Regions from separate parts of the Homo sapiens genome. Here region 1 is linked to region 2. Evidence: read pairs that join two places in POLR2A ChIA-PET (ENCODE). Cell type or tissue: MCF 10A. All regions are shown on one strand. Each heading gives the region's core, and the rest is flanking DNA. Links, peaks and the distances in the headings are about the cores only.

Region 1 (10,105 bases), core at 589-8,588, 51 kb before region 2:
TGAAACTCTGTCTCAAAAAAAATTAAAAATAAATAAATAAATAAATAAACCTGTATTTCCTTTCCTAAACATTTGAATCGGTTGTAAACATTTAAAAATCAGATTTCACTAACATCTACCGTTCTGGTGTCTCTTAAAAAGCAATCATATTTGGTAACACTGAGTCACATTCTTTCATGGCATTAATCAGCTGGAGCTGAAGGGGCTAGACAGGCTCTGGTTTGCCAGTTCTCACCACTCCCTATTGCATTACACTCACATGCTTCGATCTTTTATATCTGCCTGACTCCTGTTTAGTGTTTAGGTTTGTCTTAGTTTGTTACCTCTGCTCTAAGTAGAGCTTCTCAAATATTTCTTCTGCAGGACCCCTAAGATACAAGAGAGTGAACCATTTTCCCCCAGGACTCCCAAAGCAGTCTAAAGTAGCCTGTCATAACCCAGAAATGTCTTTGAAGTACCTATTTTCTTTAAAAAATGCAAATTTTGATTTACACTGCATAATATATTTGTGTTGGTTTTAGCATAAAAATGATTTATCTTCCCCCACCAAATCTTAAAAGTAAAATTAACACTCTGGAAGATGTGCCATGTGTATTCTGTGGCTCCAAATAGTCTTCACCATATCACCCTAGGAATAATCCAATTTAAACAGCACTGTATAAAGGCATGAGGTAAAGAGAGACATGGAGAAAAGACACAGAGAAAGAGTCAAAAAGAGGAAAAGAATTTGAAAAACAACAAGAATGAGTCTGAGTGACAAGCTTTCTGTCTGGTCCTCAGCCAACCCTCCAGGCCTGGCCCAGTCCAGCCACTGAGAAGTGTATAAACATCCCTGATATCTCTGGACAGGTGTTAGTGTGGCGGCTCAGGGTAGAAAGCAAGACCCAAAACAGGAGCCAAGCCAAGTAAGGGAGAGGTGAGGGATCCAGAGCAGCCAAGTATGGTCAGATGAGAAAGATTGTCTAGGTGTGCCAGGAAAGAGGCTTGGAAAGGAAATGGAAGACTTAGAAAAGGGCTGATCAGCATTTGCCCTTTCTCCCACTGAGCCCATTTTGTGTCACTTCCTCTTATCACTCTGCCTAAGAAAAATGAGGTACAAGCATTAAATTGTCCTCCTTTGAAGAGGGAATTTCTTCTCCAAAATGGCTACATCTCTGGTCATACCAGAGCCTAAGGAGGATGAGTACCAGGGCTTCTTTCCCTGTCCAAATGGGACTCTACCTATTCTCTCCAAGACAGGAAATACCTCAAATCCACATCCCTAACTTAGGTGAGTTTCTTCCACCTACCCCTTTTGGTAAGACAAAAATAGGTCTAACTCCCTCCCTCCTAATCTAATATTATCAGCACTGCCCTGAGTGTACCAAAGAATATCAGAGACAGGATTTGGATATTTTCCCCCTTTCTCTACTGTAAACCAGGATCAATGTGGAATCACAAGGATGGGAACTATTCAGGAAAGGGCTGGGAGCACAGCCCAAAGCTGAGGATCCTGGGAGGAGGAGAGGTTTGAGAATGGAGAATAATCCCAGACTCTGAGGTCGTGGGGACCTAGCCCCTTCCTGCATTGGTTGGGATCAGGCCTAAGGAATCTCTGGATTCCTTCCCCAGCATCTTGACATCTTGGATTCCCAAGGTGAGAGCACCTAGCCATTACGGTCCCGCAGTTAAGCTGGATCATTGTCTTCCCACTGACCCCCATTAAGGTTATGAGGGGGACCTCCCTTCTTTCCTAGATACAAAGAGGCAAATTAAAGTCTATTGGAGATGAGCCAAAGGCCTTTCTGAGGTGATAGCAGGAAACTGGAACTTATTTCCAGTTTTGTGGTCCCAAATGACCTTGAGGAAATGTGAGCCCCAGAAGGGGAAAGGTCAGTGGAGAAGAGGTCACTACTGGTTTGGCCAGATTAGTTAGTGGAGCTATTCTCGTTGAGCTCATTTCTCTTCTCCATCCTCTGGCTGGACATGACATACGAGGGGAGATGAAGAGGACATGCCCACCAGCCCCTTCTTCAGTCAGAAATCTACTGGTGGCCTGTTTGATTTGAGTCCTGGCTTGCAGATTGTGACCTTGAACTCTGCTGTAGGTGGTGTCCCTTTCTTGCTAGTTGATGGAATTGTTGATCTTCTTGCTACCCAAGCTGAAGCAGGTTCTTGGAAACGACTGGCCAGATGCCTGAGGTATCTTTAGTCTGCCTAGGCTGAAAATAAAGTGGGGAAATCCAGCGAATGGAATGTGTTCAGCCAAAGCTAGGCACATCCTGCCTTTGTTCTCAGGCCCATTTGAATTCTTACAGATGGATCAGCATAAGCCCTACTATGTGAGAGCTAGAAGGGCTCCCAGTGGACACATCTAGTCCAAATTTATATTTCACACATGAGGAATACTGAGGAGTGGAGACATACATGACTTTCTGAAGGGCACGAAGCTATGGAGTGGTGAAACTAGGACCACAAAATAGTGTGAAACACTGTCTCTTAAAAAAAGTGAATTGAGGAAAAGAACTGTCTGTTCCTTACCAAATTATAGGTGCCCAATTACCTTATTCATCTGACCCTCCAATTTTCTTTGGTCTCCACTCCCAATCTAAACTACATGTTGCTTCCAGGTCTGCCATTTAGCCTCCCTCAAACCACTTGAGTCACTGAGGCTGTCTGCAGACCCCTCTTAAACTGCCCACCTGAGATGGGAGAAAAATCATGAGGCTAGGGATGGAACATAGCATAGAGAAAAATAGGACTCTTTCCCTTTTTTTTTTGTAGAGGCAGACTTAGGGAAGACTATGTTGCCCCAAGCTGGTCTTGAACTACTCGCCTCAAGCAACCTCCCACCTCAGCCTCCAAAAGCTGTGGGATTACAGGTGGGAGCCACCATGCCCAGGATAGGATTCTTGACAGAGAACCTACCCTGCCTGGGGCCAGTGCAGCCCAGGCTGTGGACATGGCAGCAATCTGTTCAACATAAGCCCTATCAGGCGAGTAGTACTGGGCTGAGCAGCACTGTGTAAGTCCTCTGTAAATGTTTGCAAGCAGGCGCTGGGCACGGTGGCTCACGCCTGTAATCCCAGCACTTTGGGAGGCCAAGGCAGGCAGATCACAAGGTCAGGAGTTCGAACCAGCCTGACCAACATGGTGAAACCCCGTCTCTGCTAAAAATATAAAAATTAGCTGGGCATGGTGGCGTGCGCCTGTAATCTCAGCTACTCAGGAGGCTGGGGCAGCAGAATCACTTGAATCCAGGAGGCAGAGGTTGCAGTGAGCTGAGATCGTGCCACTGCACTCCAGCCTGGGCAACAGAGTGAGACTCCATTTCAAAAAACAAAACAAGACAAAACAAAAAAAGTTTGCAAGTATGGCCTCAAGCCCTAACCTCTCAGGGGTTCTTCCAAAGTGAATAGGAGCCGTGACCCTGTTTACTAGGTCTTGGGCTTCAGGCCTGCCTGATAGTACCTATGGAAAGTAGGGGAAAGGTTGATGGAAACAAGTCTAGCTCATGCCTGGAACCACTTCAGAATCTGGGAAAGCTGCTGGGTCCTGTGTCCCTGGCTTTGTCCAGCAAGGTCACCTGCAGACAGGGCAGAGTCCAAGAATAGTCTGATCTTCCTGACACTTTGAAGTAATACAACTGATCTCAAGTGGTCACTCCAACCTTTGTCCTCATTTCCCCAGTTTCATGGGAAAAGGATGTGTGTGCATAGGATGTGTGCTGCTTTTCCAGAATCTTCTTTGTTCCCACTCTTTTAAGTTCCCAGGCTGACATTGTGGGCTTTATGGGGTGGCTATGCTCCCAACACAGACACATATAGTTGACCAGGTTAGGACTTGGTGTGTGTATGTAGGGAACAATGCAAAAGGAAAATTTTCAATAGCTTTTACTTTTGTTTTTGCTGATCTCTCCCTAGCTATAATCACAGGCTGAAGTACAGCTATGGGAAACCCGTTACAGGTCCCCTATTTCCTTCCTGCCACTCAACACAACACCTCAGGAGGACTAAAAAAAAAACACATCAATCATCATAAATTGCTCAATGACTCTAGAATGTTCTGTTTCTATTCCTGTTTCCTTCACTGCTTCTACTCTTTTCTTCTTTTCTTAGAGGCGGGTTCTTGCTTTGTTGCCCAGGCTGGTGGTGCAATCATATAGCTCACCGCAGCCTCAAACTCCAGGGCTCTAGGGATCCTCCTGCCTTAGCCTCCCTAGTAGCTGGGACTACTAGGGAGTGCCACCACGCTCAGCTATTTGAAATATTTTAAAATATTTTTGTTGTAGAGACAGGGACTCGCTTTGTTGCCTAGACTGGTCTCAAACTCCTGGCTTCAAGCAATCCTCTTGCCTCAGTCTTCCAAACTTCTGGGATTACAGGCTTGAGCCATGGCACCTGCCATTGCTTCTATGTAAACACTAACTAACACACCCAAACTAGGCTTTTAAGGTGCTTTCCCTCAATGGAGTCACAGTCTTTCTTCATTCTTTACAATGGGGTCAGACATATTCAACCTTAGATTGACAGTCTCTATCACTTGATGCTGTAGGGAATTCAGTCGGCCTGCCTGAATGCAGTTGGGGAATTTTTTGAAGGTTCTTCTATACCCCATCTTACGGCTTTCAAATGCTCAGCAGGGTTGCTATGATAGCATGCCTTCTTATTCAGTTCCTATTCTGGACACGCAGCTTGCCCGTGACTGTTGCATGTCAAGTGGCTGGAACCAATCAGCTTATCTAAGGCTTCCTCAGAAGCCAATCAGAGCCTCGGAAAGTGACCTCACCCAAGGGAGAGCTCTGTGGGCGAGAAAGCATCTCTCAGATCTGTGAGTGTCCCTAAGTCACTCCCTTCCTCCCCACCCTCCTTACTTCCTGTAAAACAACACCACACCGCCTACCTCCCTTCCCCCAAAGAAAGGGAGTGAGAAAGGCTAACTAAATTCCACAAAGGGAAGAACCAAAAGAGAAACTGCAACTCAGCCACACACTGGTTTCTGTAACTGGAGAACAGGATATTTAGGGGGACTTGCTCTGCACAGACATACCTTTCAAAGTGGCATCTCCAGAGTCTGGAAGAGGAGGGAGTATGGTGAATAAGTCAGCTCCTCCTCCCTCCTCATACCTGGTTTTCTTGCCTTTCCCCACAAAAATAGCTGTAATCATTTTTTGTAAATAAGGACAAGATCAAGGTCAAGTGTGGGAAAGACAGGACCTATGTCCTTGTGAACATGTGTGAACAGACACAATCATGTCCTTGTGGCCTGAGGACCAGAGGCTCAGAAGTCAGCTGTACTGCAGGGGGCGTAGGCTGTTCTCTACAATTTACTTTGCATTGCCCTACAGATGAGGCCTTGAATATTCCTTGGCTGGGCTCGATTGTGAATATGTGTCCCACCATGGGGGTAGAAGGGAAGGGACAAAGGACAAGCGGGCTGTAGGGCTGTAACCCTCCAGTGTGTCACACCAGACCCGGCTTAGTTAAGCATTTCCTTCATTCCTCCAGCCCTCTGTCACCAGGCCTCACCCACAACAGAGAGACAGATAAAAACACTTTATTTAAAAGTATAAAACCAGGCTTACTCCTTCAAACTGCTCCCACCCCTAATTATCTCCACAAAGAGCTATATAAATTGGGCAGGGGTATGTGTACAGTCATCTCAGCTCTAACAACCCCAGTTCTTCTTTCAATTCTCCTTTCTCCCTTCATACAATTGAGATGTTTGTCCTTTGCACTTTCCCCAAGATAGCAAAGGTGATACAAATGTGGAAGGAGGGGAAGTGTAGAAAATAAACTGTCATCATCCTCTATTCCCATCTCCAGGGAACAGACAGATTATATGAACTCTGACCAAATGATTTGCTTGTCTGAAGAAACAAATAATAGGTACAGTTACTCTCTGTATCCTAAAGAAAGACACGAGGGTCCAGAGTCCTTCTTCAGTATATAGCCTCGTCCATATTGTCATCACTGTCACCACCAAAGTCCTCTCCATTGTCAAAATATGACATGATGTAATCAGTTTCCTGAAATGGAAAAAAAAAAAGTAAAAGTCAATTTGGCATTCACCTTCCTTCCTGTGTACCAGACCCCTTTCCTCTCAGTCACACCATTCCAGGCCTGAGACATCTCTTCCAGCTGTAGTTTGTAGAAGGGGGGCAGATGAAGTAGAGAGAAGCCCCTACCCTGGGGGGCACTATCTCTGTTGGCATGCCAACCCTCTGAGGAGAGCAACCCTAGTATAAAGAGGGTAAAGGGAGGGGGACTAAGGTGGAAGGAGTCCCCTTCACCTCTTCATGTTCTTCTTCATCATACTCTTCTTCTTCCTCCTCTTCCTTCTCTTCTTCTTCTTCTTTCTCCTCATCCTCCTCTGAAGTTACTTCTTCTTCCTTCTTCTCCAGGGTCTCATGTGGGGATGAATAGGAATAGAAACTCAGGTTCAGTTCACAGAAGGGAAAAATTGAGGCACACATGGGCCAAGAGAGAGGGAATGGATCCAGGGCTCAGGAGGTCTCTATGCACACTTCCTCCTCACCTCTAGTTTCTGTATTGTTTCCTCCTTATCTTCTGTGGTCTTAGGGGGCCTCTTGGGGAGCAGAATTGTAATCCCTGGTGGAGGGATCAAAAGGTAAACCTTCAGAGAGCAAATTTTGCCAGCTTTATAGCCCATCCTCATGCAAAGAACATGTCACTCTGCTGCCCTCATGTGGCCACTATGACATCTAGCAACAACACTTGGTAGATTGGGTATAGGAACTGGGATGGAAGGTGAGACCAGCAGCAGCCTCGGCCCTCAGGCTGATGAAGGAAACCTCTCTTCTCCCTCCTTTTTTCCAGATACACTCACGTTCCTTCTGTAGCTTCCGCACTCGGATCTTTAGCTCCCGGGGTAGACGCCGCCAATCTGGGAATAGTGGGAACGTAAATGTCAATAGGACCCTGCCTGGGGTCTCCAGTGAATACTGACTGGTTTTAAAGGGGGGTGAGGGTTTTAAAGGAGAGGAAGGAAGGGGCTGGGCCAAAGTTGTTCAGTGGCTTGGATATCTCCTGAGTAGTGGGAACTATTTAATAGCTTTTTCAGGTAGAATCTGAGAATGTGTTGGACCATAACTAAGGCTCTAGCTTGCAGATGCTGGATCGGGGAATGGGGTGGGGTCATGGGCGTGGTGGGAATAGCTTGAAGCATCCCATGCATTTGAAAGAAGGGCAGTCAATGAAAGGGCCCATCACCTACCAGGGTTCCAATCGATGGCATTGTCAATCGGACCTGACATCTGATATTTGTCTGAATAACGCTCCACATCTGAGGGGTGGAAGGGTCAAAGTTTTATCCCTTCAGAGACCCAGAACAGGACTGTTCCTGAGAGTCCAGCCCTCTCAATACTGAGGAATTATCTGTTTCCTTACCCCAAACCCAGAGCCCAGGGGGTCAGCTTCAGTGAGGACCTTATCTACTTTTTTTTTTTTTTTTTTTGAGACAGAGTCTCGCTCTGTCCCTCAGGCTGGAGTGCAGTGGTACAATCTCAGCTTACTGCAACCTCCACCTCCCAGGTTCAAGCGATTCTCCTGCCTCAGTCTCCTGAGTAGCTGGGACTACAGGCACACACCACCACGCCTAGCTAATTTTTGTATTTTTAGTAGAGACGGGGTTTCACCATGTTGGCCAGGATGGTCTCAATCTCCTGACCTCGTGATCCACCTACCTCGGCCTCCCAAAGTGCTGGGATTACAGGCGTGAATTACTGCGCCCGGCCCCTTATCACTCTTCTAACCTGTTCCTTTTCCACCCAAAATTACGATTTTTTTTTTTCAGACAGAATCTCGCACTGTCGCCTGGGCTGGAGTGCAGTGGCGTGATCTCAGCCCACTGCAACCTCCGCCTCCCAAGTTCAAGCAATTCTTGCCTCAGCCTCCCAAGCAGCTGGGATTAGAGGCATCTGCCACCAGGCCTGGCTAATTTTTTTGTATTTTTTGTAGAGACGGGGTTTCACTATGTTGGCCAAGCTGGTCTTGAACTCCTGACCTCGTGATCTGCCCACCTCAGCCTCCCAAAGTGCTGGGATTCTAGGTGTGAGCCACCACACCTGGCCTTTTTTTTTTGAGACAGAGGTTTGCTGTGTCACCCAGGCTAGAGTGCAGTGGCAAGATCTCAGCTCACTGCAACCTCCACCTCCCAGGTTCAAGCGATTCTCATGCCTCAGCCTCAGCCTCAGCCTCCCGAGTAGCTGAGACCACAGGCACACACCACTGTGCCTGGCTAATTTTTATATTTTTAGTAGAGACAGGGTTTCACCGTATTGGCTAGGCTGGCCTCAAACTCCTGGCCTCAAGTGATCCACCCATGTCAGCCTCCCAAAGTGCTGGCCATTACAGGCGTAAGCCACCGCACCCGGCCATGATGATTTTTTTTTTTTCTGTCCCTTAGTTCAAAGGCATGGCTGTATTAAGAAATAGCGTGGTGCAGTGGAAAGTATGCTAGGGAATAAGAAACCAGGATTTCAGTATTCTCTTGTTGGTTGGTGCTTATAATATCCAGATTGTTAAAAATTTTGCTGGGCGCAGTGGCTCATGCCTGTAATCCCAGCACTTTGGGAGGCCAAGGCAGGAGAATCTCTTGAGCCCAGAAGTTCAAGACCAGCCTGGACAACATAAGGACACCCTATCTCTATTTTACAAAAAAATAAAAAATATATAATTTTTTAGAAAATACATCCCCCTACTTATACACGTGAAATGGGATTTTAATATTTAACCTCCTGCTGTCCCAAGACTATCATGAGACTCAAAACAAACCATGAATACTATAATGCATTTCAGATACAGGGGTAACTATTATGATCTCCCCAGTTAGATAGTATGCTTCCTGTGCCCCTCTGGCCCCCAGTGGTGCTGAGCACAGGGCACTCCCCATGGAAGGCACTCAGAATATGATGCTAGCATTCCAACTGACCTCTCTTGGGGACAGCTGGCCGGATGAAGTAGGGGAGCTGCCTCATGGCTCCTCGTAGCTCTTGCTTCAGTGCCAGGACATATTCCCCTTCCTCGCCTGAGGGCAAAGGTACTGGGCGGAACTCCAAGGGCTAAAGAGGCAGGGGCAGTGGTCAGTTCAGGGAGAAAATGCTAGTACAAATTTAGGAAGACCCCTCCTCCCAATTTAGTCTAACACTCCCACTGAGCAGAGGGCCAAATGACAATCGAGGGAGTAACATATTATTTTGAAAGCTGGGGAGAAGTAAAGGTGGACACTTCTTTGCCTGCAAAACATCCCTGTGCATTGGGAGTATAGAGAGAGGGCCAAAGCGAGGATGGTTTTATGATGGTCCAGGAGGAATTCAGAATCATGTACAGTCAGCCAGGGGCACATGAGAGTCTGGGAAGGGAGTGGAGAGACTCACAGGGAAGAGTGGAGAAGGCTGCAGGGTGGGTGGGGGCAAAGCATCCCCTTTCCCAATGCCCACGGCCTCCACGTTGAAGGTCAACTGGCCCCGGCCACGACCCCGGCCCCCACCCCGGCTGGCCATGGTGGAGGGGGCCTGGGTATTCAGAGATCCAGTGAATAAACCTAATAAAGACAAAAACAAAGAGAAAAAGAAATGTAGTAGAATGGACAGGAAGCCAAGGAGGTACAAGACATTCAATCTTTTATCTCTGGGACATGAAAAGTTAATGTCATTCAACAAATTTTGACTGAGAAGGCACAGTGTCAGAGAGAGAATTTCTGGAAATATAAACATGAATGAGACATGGTCCCCCAAACAGGTCAGATAATTACAATATAGTTTAGCACAAAGGAGAAAGTGCTGACACCTTTGGACAAAACTCTACATCCCTAAGACAATTTGATGTTTATCTCTATCTGCATTTCTTTATTTTTATTTTTAGAGATGCTCTGTCACCCAGGCTTGAGTGCAATGGTGCAATCACAGTTCACTCTAGCCTCGAACCCCTGGGCTCAAGATCCTCCTGCCTCAGCCTCCCAAAGTGCTGGGATTACAGGCATGAACCACTATGCCCAGCCACAAACTGCATTTCTACATATAACCTTTGAATTCTTTCTATCTCTGGCCTTCCAAACCTGACCAGGCCCCAATTCAATCCAATGCAATGCATTCGGCGAAACATTT
Region 2 (9,936 bases), core at 1,937-9,936:
CGGCCTCCCAAAGTGCTGGGATTACAGGCGTGAGCCACCGCGCCCGGCACTATTTGTGTTTTTAACACCATTCTCCCCCACTTCTCTCCTGGGTGACATAAGAGAGAAATAACCTGTAGTACAGCAGCTAAAGTATTCTCCTTTCAGAGAATTTTTTTGGAGGTCTCTAATATATATTTCCCCCTTGTCTCTGTGATCTCTTATTTATACTATATTATTGTCCCATGTACTTTCTAAACTGAGCTTGGAACATTTAGTATTCCTGCAATTGGACTTCCCACTTAACAATTATACAGACTTTGCTTTTAGAAATAGATTAGGTTCCAAACAGAAAGTTCAAGTGTAACAACAACAATAAAAATAGATTATGAAACAGGCTATAATTGGCTCTTTTGGATTTGATAGGGGCAAGATGAAAGGCAACTTTCTTGCTTTTGAAATCATGTTGGGTAAGAGGTAAGGAATCCAGCTACAATTTTATTAGTGCTTGAAACGGGCTTCCTTGAATTCTCCAGGCCCTATCATTTTTTTTTTCTTACTAATCAGAAGAGAGCTGGGGTAGAAGCCCCATGTTTGTATTCCATGAAACACGTCGGGTTGGAGTAAAGGCAAAAACAGCTAGACACACCAGGTGTGTCTGTTTGACATTTATAAGCTGGCACTCATCAACACTCCTGTTTCTCCTTTCTCTGGGACGTGTGGATTAAGGGGTGTGAGTTGTGGGAAGAATTGCCCTCGTACCTCCTGGATTTATTATTTTTCTCAAATACCAACCAGTAAGATCCCAAATAACTTGAGAAAAATTGTTTCCTGATCTGTCCACTTCTGGTGTCAAAGATTTTACTCATCTTCTTAGTACATTCTATGTATTTTATATGTATAATTTTATACAATTAAAAATAGATTTTTGTCTAGTGAGCCAGACTGACTCTTTCTTGAGACCTATATATTACAAAAGTGAAGGGGTGGGTTGCCCCTCCACACCTGTGGGCGTTTCTCGTTAGGTGGAACAAGAGACACAGAGACAAAGTATAGAGAAAGAAAACTGGGCCCAGCTGACCAGCGTTCAGTATACGGAGGATCCACGCCAGCCTCTGAGTTCCCTTAGTATTTATTGATCATTATTGGGCGTTTCCCGGAGAGGGGGATGTGGCAGGATCATAGGATAATAGTGGAGAGAAGGTCAGCAGGTAAACACGTGAACAAAGGTCTCTGCATCATAAACAAGGTAAAGAATTAAGTGCTGTGCTTTGGATATGTATACACATAAACATCTCAATGCCTTAAAGAGCAGTATTGCTGCCCGCATGTCCCACCTCCAGCCCTAAGGTGGCTTTCCCCTATCTCAGTAGATGGAATATACAATCAGGTTTTACACCGAGACATTCCATTGCCCAGGGACGAGCAGGAGACAGATGCCTTCCTCTTGTCTCAACCGCAAGGAGGTGTTACTTCCTCTTTTACTAATCCTCCTCAGCACAGACCCTTTACGGGTGTCGGGCTGGGGGACGGTCAGGTCTTTCCCTTCCCACGAGGCCATATCTCAGGCTATCACATGGGGAGAAACCTTGGACAATACCTGGCTTTCCTAGGCAGAGATCCCTGCGGCCTTCCTCAGTGGTTTGTGTCTCTGGGTACTTGAGATTAGGAAGTGGTTTGAGATTAGGGAGTGGTGATGACTCTTAACAAGCATGCTACCTTCAAGCATTTGTTTAACAAAGCACACCCTGCACAGCCCTTAATCCATTTAACCCTGAGTTGACACAGCACGTGTTTCAGGGAGCACAGGGTTGGGGGTAGTGTTACAGATTAACAGCATCTCAATGCAGAAGAATTTTTCTTAGTACAGAACAAAATGGAGCCTCCTATGTCTACTTCTTTCTACACAGACACAGTAACAATCTGGTCTCCCTTTCTTTTCCCCACAAGAAGCTCTAAAACATCCCTGTTCTTTTACATATATACTAAAGAAGAATTTTTAGGCCAGGTGCGGTGGCTCATGCCTGTAATCCCAGCACTTTGGGAGGCCGAGGCGGGTGGATCACGAGGTCAGGAGTTCGAGACCAGCCTGGCCACCATGGTGAAACCCCCATCTCTACTAAAAAAAATTAAAAATTAGCTGGGCATGGTGGTGGGCGCCTGTAATCCCAGCTACTTGGGAGGCTGAGGCAGGAGAATTACCTGAACCCAGGAGGTGGAGGTTGCAGTGAGCCGAGACTGAGTGATTGCACTCCAGCCTGGACATCAGGGTGAGACTCTATCTCAAAAAAAAAAAAAATTTTATTAGCATTTTTGGGGTGGTAGAAATGATTGCATAAGGCAGCCTGCCTCCCTTTCTGCAGATATTTAACCTGGAGTTTGTCCTTGGTCTTTTCTCCTCAAGCTCTACCTACTCCCACTGGCAATCTCACCCATTATGGTGACTTGAACTCCACTATACACATGACTCTCAAATCTATTTCTTCCTCCCCAACCTGTTTTAAGCTTTTACATTTACTTTCCACATACTTGACACGGCCATCTGAATATGACAAAAGCACTTTGAAACATATCGAAAATAAAAAACATTTCTCCATACTCATTCCTCTTTGACTCTCTAGATTATTCGAATTATTATTATTCTTATTATTATTATTTTTGAGACGAAGTCTTGCTCTTGTCCCCCAGGCTGGAGTGAAATGGCGCGATCTCGGCTCACTGCAACCTCTGCCTCCTGGGTTCAAGCGATTCTCCTGCCTCAGCCTTCTGAGTAGCTGGGATTATAGGCGCCCGCCACCACGCCCAGCTAATTTTTGTATTTTTAGTAAAGATGGAGTTTCACCATGTTGGCCAGGCTGGTCTCGAACTCCTGACCTCAGGTGATCCACCTGCCTGGGCCTCCCAAAGTGCTGGGATTACAGGCGTAAGCCACCATGCCCCGCCGATCTATTATTAGAATTATTATCTACACTGTTACCTAAGCCACACACCTCAGATCCACCCTCAACTCCTCTACCATAATGTAAATATGTTGTTTTTGAGACAGAGTTTTGCTCTTGTTGCCCAGGCTGGAGTACAATGGTGCAGTATCAGCTCACTGCATCCACTGCCTCTTGGGTTCAGGAGATTCTCCTGCCTCAGCCTCCCAAGTAGCTGGGATTACAGGCACCCACTACCACACGTGGCAAATTTTTTTATTTTTAATAGAGATGGGGTTTTACCATGTTGGCCAGGCTGGTCTCGAACTCCCGACCTCAGGTGATCCGCCCGCCTCAACCTCCCAAAGTGCTGGGATTACAGGTGTGAGCCACTGCGCCTGGCCTACCTCCTAATATGTTTTGTCCATATTTACTGCCTGAGCTTAGGTTTGGTCCTTTCTCATCTCCAGACTGGATCACTACAATAGCTTCCTAGCTGGTCTTCACCTCCATTCTTAACATCCTCCATACTACTGTCATATTTCTTTATAAAATACTTATGACTGTGACACTCCCTTGCTTAAGCCATCACTGAACTATCTTTACCTTTAGCAGCATTTCCCAAAGTTTTTTTTTATTTTTTTTGAGACAGGGTCTCACTCTAATGAGCAGGCCAGAATGCAGTGGCGTGATTTTGGCTCACTGCAGCCTCCACCTCCCAGGCTCAAGGAATCCTCCCACCTCAACCTCCAGAGTAGCTAGGTCTATAGGCACACACCACCACACCCAAGTAATTCTTTTTAAATTTTTTGTAGAGGTGGATCTTGCTGTGTTGCCCAGGCTGGTATTGAACTCCTGAACTCAAACTATCCACCTGCCTCGGCCTCCCAAAGTGCTGGGTTTACAAGCATGAGCTACCATGCCTGGCCTACCATTTCCCAGTTTTATATGTGTTCCTGAGATGATTTTAGATGATAGATGGGCAAACAGTTTTTAATAGTTGTGCTTTTATCTGAATTCGTAGTAGAAAAATACTGATTTTCCTTTCAGTGTAAATTTATGTTTAAAGTCAGTCTATTTAAGGAAAAATAATAAGCAACAACTAGTATGGAGGCTATTTTCAAATATTAAAAACCATGAATACTCAAATATTTGAAGTAGGTAAATTTCTTGCCTATAGGATAAATTCCAAAATCCTTAGCACAGCAGACCCTAAACTGTATTTCCAGCTTTATTTTCCAGTCACATAGCATCGGGCAGACAGAATTTCCTGCCATTCTAATATTCATTCATTCGATAAGTATCTACCAAATGTCTACCATGAGCCAGACATTGGGCTAAACTTCAGGGATTTTAGTTGTAAATAACTATCTCTGCTATAAGGATTACATTCTAACGGGAAAAACAGACAATAAACAAGTTAGAAAGTAAACAAGGTAATTAAAGATTCTGACTGGCCTAAGCAACATGGCAAGACTCCGTCTCTACAAAAGATTTTTTAAAAATTAGCCGTGTGCAGTGGCGTGTGCCTGTAGTCCCAGATATTCGGGAGGCTGAGGCAAGAGAATCACTTGGGCCTGGGAGGTTGGCTGCTGTGAGCCATAATTGCACCACTGCACTCAGCCTGGTTGACAGAGTGAGACCTTGTCTTAAAAAAAAAAAAAGAATGAAAGAAGATTCTGATTTAAGTTCTGTGAAGGAAATACACAGTTAAAGACAGGAGGGTAGAGAAGACCCCTTTGGGTGACAGTACTATTGAGATCTTAAAAATGAGGTCGAACTCGGCCGGGCGCGGTGGCTCACGCCTGTAATCCCAGCACTTTGGGAGGCCGAGGTGGGTGGATCACAAGGTACGGAGTTCAAGACTAGCCTGGCCAATATGCTGAAACCCCGTCTCTACTAAAAAAATTTTAAAAAGCTGGGCGTGGTGGCACGTGCCTGTAGTCCCAGCTACTCCGGAGGCTGAGGCAGAGGAATCGCTTGAACCCAGTAAGTGGAGGTTACAGTGGGCCGAGATCGTGCCACTGCACTCCAGCCTGGGTGACAGAGCGATACTCCATCTCAAAAAAAAAAAAAAAAAAAAAAAAATGAGGTCGAACCCAATATGTGAAAAGCTAGAGGAAGAGCACCAGGAACAGAAAGCTGCGGGGAGCAGTGGCTCATGCCTGTAATCCAAACACTTTGGGAGGCCGAGAAGGGCGGATGACCGGAAGTCAGGAGTTAGAAACCAGCCTGGCCAACATGGCGAAACCCCGTCTCCACTAAAAATACAAAAATTAGCTAGGTGTGGTGCCGCACGCCTGTAGTCCCAGCTAATCGGGAGGCTGGCGCAGGAGAAGCCTTGAACCCAGGAGACAGAGGTTGCAGTGAGCCAAGATCGCATCACTGCACTCCAGCCTGAGTGACAGAGTGAGACTCCGTCTCAAAAACAAAACAAACCAAGTTGCAAAAGCCCTGGGATGAGAAAGAGCACACCACAGTTGGGCGAAAGAGCAAGGAGAGCTTCATGGGTGAAGGAGAAGAACGGTGGTTGAACAGGTTGAAAACACAGGCAGAGCAGGCTTTGTGAGTTTGAATTTTTATTCTAAGTGCAGCAAAATGCCAAGGAAAGAGCCGGGTGCATGGTTACACCCCTGTCGTCCCAGATGCTTGGGAGGCGAGTTTCAGGCCAGCCTGGGTAGTATAACCAAACCCCTCTAACAAAAAGGGTTTTTAGGCCGGGCGCAGTGGCTCACGCCTGTAATCCCAGCACTTTGGGAGGTGGAGGCTGGTGGATCACTTGAGGTCAGGAGTTCAAGACCAGCCTGGCCAACATGGTGAAATCCCGTCTCTACTAAAAATACAAAAATTAGCCGGGTGTGTGTGTGTGTGTGGGGGGGGGCGCCTGTAGTCCCAGGTACTCAGGAGGCTTGGAGGGCGCCTGTAGTCCCAGGTACTCAGGAGGCTTGAGGCAGGAGAATTGCTTGAACCCGGGAGGCAGAGGATGCAGTGAGCCGAGACTGCACCACTGCACTCTTAGCCTGGGTGATAGAGCGAGACTACGTCTCAAAACAACAACAACAAGGATTTTTAGTAGGTATGTAACCAACTGATTTTTAAAATGATCACAGTACCTACTGTGGAGAATGAATTAGTGTCTCCTAATCGCTTTTTAAATTTTATTTTTCGTTTTACTCTTATTCACTTTTTTTTTTTTTTTTTGAGACAGAGTCTCGCTCTTGTCCCCCAGACTGGAGTGCAGTGGCAAGATCTCGGCTCGCTGCAACCTCCGTCTCCCGGGTTCAACTGATTCTCCTGCCTCAGCCTCCTAGGTAGCTGGGATTACAGGTGCACTCCACCACGCCCAGCTAATCAGCTTCCGTTTCTCGGGTTCAAGCGATTCTCCTGCCTCAGCCTCCCTAGTAGCTGGGATTACAGGCAGGGAGTTTTATATTTAAAAAAAAAATTGATATCTGTCTCACCAACCGTATTGCAACCAAGTCTGTTAGTTTCCTGAAGAGAAATTTGGTGCTGCAGGTTCCAGAAGCAGCTCTTTATGCCCTCACTGCTGATCAAACTATTTTTTAAAAACGCTCCTATCATACACCACGCTGCCTAAAGACAGGGTACAGGCCTGGGATTTTTGAAAGAAAAGGGTTTCTTCAATTACCATTTCCCAGTTTGGGATGAAGAGACGTAAAGAAGCCCTCTAATAAGGAAATTACGCCGGGCCTCACTGTTAATAGTACAGTATTTATCAGCAGCTGCCGCGGTTAAGAGGAAGCCACGGCCCCCTGTAGTCTGTACCTCCTAAGATGGATGATTTAGCTTGCGATCTGTTCAAGATGGCCACAGAAACACTTCCGGTATCTTTCCGCACTAGGCCCGCCCCAATTTGCGTGTTTTTACCGTGCAGAGGGAGGGATTTAGAGTTAGCCTTTGATTGGTCAGCTTGACTGGCGACCTTTCCCCTCTGCGACAGTTTCCCGAGGTACCTAGTGTCTGAGCGGCACAGACGAGATCTCGATCGAAGGCGAGATGGCGGACGTGCTAGATCTTCACGAGGCTGGGGGCGAAGATTTCGCCATGGATGAGGATGGGGACGGTGAGGACAGTGGAGACGGCTGGTGGGAAGCGGGGAAGGTGCGAGAGAAGGCTATAATAGGAAAATTTACTCTTTTTTCCTCGGTCGTAAGGATGGGAATCGAGGAACCGGGTCTTGGGTGGATTAGAGATTCCGCCCCCTTCAGGAGAAGGGAGGGCGTGACCGGGAAGGCACTAAGACTGGAGGCGGTGTGGGTCGGCTTGCTGGTAGTGTATTGGGAAAGAGACGATTGTTACAAATGACTGTCATAGTTACTTATTCTTTTATCTTCTGGGGTTCCAGAGAGCATTCACAAACTGAAAGAAAAAGCGAAGAAACGGAAGGGTCGCGGCTTTGGCTCCGGTGAGTGTGGGGAAAATGGGGTAGAGTGGCCTAGTAGGGCAGGAGCTACGGGTTTTGGAGTCCCCACCCACCTCATAGGAACAATGGGAGAAAGGAGGAGTTTTCGGTGATCTCGTGTATGTCCCTTATAGAAGAGGGGTCCCGAGCGCGGATGCGTGAGGATTATGACAGCGTGGAGCAGGATGGCGATGAACCCGGACCACAACGCTGTGAGTAATAATGGAACCTGTGAGGTATCCGTGTCTGTGGTAGTAGTTAGAAACCAATAAAATAGTTAAACGCAGTAGGAATGGGTTCAGAGATAGCTTAAACAATCTGAGTCCGCACTCACTCTATTCCTGTGAGCCTGCTTAAAGTGTCTCTCATGTACTCATACAACTTCCCCCCGTCCCCCAACAGCTGTTGAAGGCTGGATTCTCTTTGTAACTGGAGTCCATGAGGAAGCCACCGAAGAAGACATACACGACAAATTCGCAGAATATGGGGAAATTAAAAACATTCATCTCAACCTCGACAGGCGAACAGGATATCTGAAGGTATCCTAAGTGACACTTTATTGCCTCCTTTCTTTCATAAGCCTTAGGTAGCATTCGTAGTTCTGTGTTTGCTGTGGTTGGCCAAGAGCAAAGTTGAAATAAAATGACATTGGAAATCTATGTTTTGTCAGACACGCCAAAGAGACAGAAACGGAGATGATGTATATATACAGTAGAGATATATGATGTACATTCATTGTTTAAAGTGTGTAGATTTTTCTGAGTTTAGATTTGAGGAAAAAGATACTCAGTGATACTTGGGGAAATAGGAGGGTTTTCATATCTGTCTTTTCACTTTCCCCAGGGGTATACTCTAGTTGAATATGAAACATACAAGGAAGCCCAGGCTGCTATGGAGGGACTCAATGGCCAGGATTTGATGGGACAGCCCATCAGCGTTGACTGGTGTTTTGTTCGGGGTCCACCAAAAGGCAAGAGGAGGTAAAATGAAGAGGGCAAATACTGTCTGGGTGAAGGGAATACGAACGAAACAGAATGAGGACTTAGTATTATGTCCCTCTAATGGACTCCTCTCCCTGCTTCTTTTTCCCTAGAGGTGGCCGAAGACGCAGCAGAAGTCCAGACCGGAGACGTCGCTGACAGGTCCTCTGTTGTCCAGGTGTTCTCTTCAAGATTCCATTTGACCATGCAGCCTTGGACAAATAGGACTGGGGTGGAACTTGCTGTGTTTATATTTAATCTCTTACCGTATATGCGTAGTATTTGAGTTGCGAATAAATGTTCCATTTTTGTTTTCTACATTTAATGTTACTTTCCTGTCCTAAAATTGAAAGTTCTAAAGCATAGCAAGGCTGTATGGATCATTGTGAAGATACTTCTAGGGACTGAACTCTATGTATTTCTTTTTTTTCTTTTTTTTGAGATAGAGTCTTGCTGTGTTACCCAGGGTGGATTGCAGCTGATCATAGCTCACTGCAGCTTCAAACTCTTGGGCTCAAGCCATCCTTCTGCCTCACTGTCCCTAGTAGTTGGGATTACAGGCACATGCCACCATGCCCAGCTAAATTTTTAATATTTTTGTAGAGATGGGGTCTTGCTGTGTTACCTGGGCTAGTTATGTGAGTTTCTATATTAGACATAGTCTCAAGTTTCAGGTAGGGTTTAAAGTAGAGACACTGGTCAGTATTTCTTTTTTGGGGGGAACTAGGAGAGCAGGAGTAGAAGTGAGATGTTAAGATCTTATGGCACTAAAGACTTACTATTCTGTTCCTACATACTCTGTTAGGATCAGATAGATGTTATAGAAATGCCTTTTGTTTCTCCTGCCCTTCTTGATGTCACAGTTTTTTGTACTTCCAGCTGTCTAAAGGCATGAATCTCCTCTTGGAGCATTCTCCCAGACCCTTCTTTAGAAGAGTCTATACTAAGTTCTTGGTGCCCTCTTCGGCAGCCAAGGGTGAAGGCCCCATAGAGGAGAGGATCCAAAGGAGCATTGAGGAGGCCCAAGAGGAAAAGGATGTGGCTCAGGCTGGGAGGGACTTCAGTTAGCATGGTGGGGGAGAACCAGTACCACATACCCAGTAGGTAATAAGGTGTCCAGCAGAGGATGAAGGTCAGCAAGATAAGCAGGGCCAGTCTCAGGGCCCGGAGACGAACACGGGGACAATTGTCAAAGGAGCGGGGGAGGGCAAATTCACCAGCAGGGGCTAGGAATTTAGAAAATATACTGTAATTCAGACACTCAGCTTCTGATCTGAGTATAGGGTGAATTGATGGAGGGGCATAGCTAGTGAGACAGAGCTCGCCTCCTACAAGGAGGAGAATGTTGCAAACCGTTTTCCCCTTCCCAACCTGGGACTATATGATTTCTTACCCCCAGGGATTATGATAGAAATATGAAGCCACCAAGTCTAGACTTGATGGTGTTCAAGAATAAATAATACTGATTGCCTCCCTAGTCCTTGTCCAGCTAACTCAGCTGTTTATAATTGAAGGGATTCAACAAAATTATCTCTAGCATCAGGTGCTAGACATGGTTAGAATCTCACCATGGTTTAGTGACTGGTAGATAGCTATTAGGTAGGTAGATAAATAAATGATGCTAGAGGCAACAGGT

The links. Peaks named below come from ENCODE experiments on the same cell type or tissue, not always from the same donor. Only the 100,000 strongest peaks of a DNase experiment are listed, where the experiment ranks them.
Region 1: POLR2A ChIA-PET joins it to region 2 with 12 read pairs; 25 of 35 experiments call an interaction of 5 or more read pairs at or near these places.

Annotation. Positions count from the first base shown.
Region 1 is chr1:145,974,263-145,984,367 of GRCh38, reverse strand. It overlaps POLR3GL (RNA polymerase III subunit GL), which reads right to left. Exons shown (of 8, transcript NM_032305.3): 2 at 9,377-9,543; 3 at 8,932-9,061; 4 at 7,216-7,284; 5 at 6,829-6,885; 6 at 6,517-6,590; 7 at 6,272-6,385; 8 at 5,520-6,007. The coding sequence starts at 9,502. The coding sequence ends at 5,921. Among named protein-coding and RNA genes, the nearest start is that of POLR3GL, 15 kb to the right of the region's middle. RefSeq lists enhancers at 4,103-4,172, 4,393-4,482, 4,933-5,072, 4,434-5,075, 5,083-5,132 and 4 more. In MCF 10A, for the core only: CTCF peaks have their summits at 5,291 and 6,676 (motif pointing left); DNase peaks (open chromatin) are centred at 4,057, 4,787 and 6,677.
Region 2 is chr1:145,924,405-145,934,340 of GRCh38, reverse strand. It overlaps RBM8A (RNA binding motif protein 8A), which reads left to right and starts at 6,857. Exons shown (of 6, transcript NM_005105.5): 1 at 6,857-6,981; 2 at 7,264-7,323; 3 at 7,455-7,532; 4 at 7,723-7,859; 5 at 8,164-8,300; 6 at 8,414-9,936. The coding sequence starts at 6,915. The coding sequence ends at 8,459. It overlaps LIX1L-AS1 (LIX1L antisense RNA 1), which reads right to left and starts at 7,510. Exons shown (of 3, transcript NR_147182.1): 1 at 7,395-7,510; 2 at 6,872-7,277. LIX1L (limb and CNS expressed 1 like) reads left to right here. Exons shown (of 6, transcript NM_153713.3): 6 at 1-918. It also overlaps the pseudogene GNRHR2. RefSeq lists enhancers at 6,601-6,750, 6,991-7,040, 6,843-7,782, 6,722-7,921. In MCF 10A, for the core only: a CTCF peak has its summit at 7,111 (motif pointing left); DNase peaks (open chromatin) are centred at 6,790 and 7,130.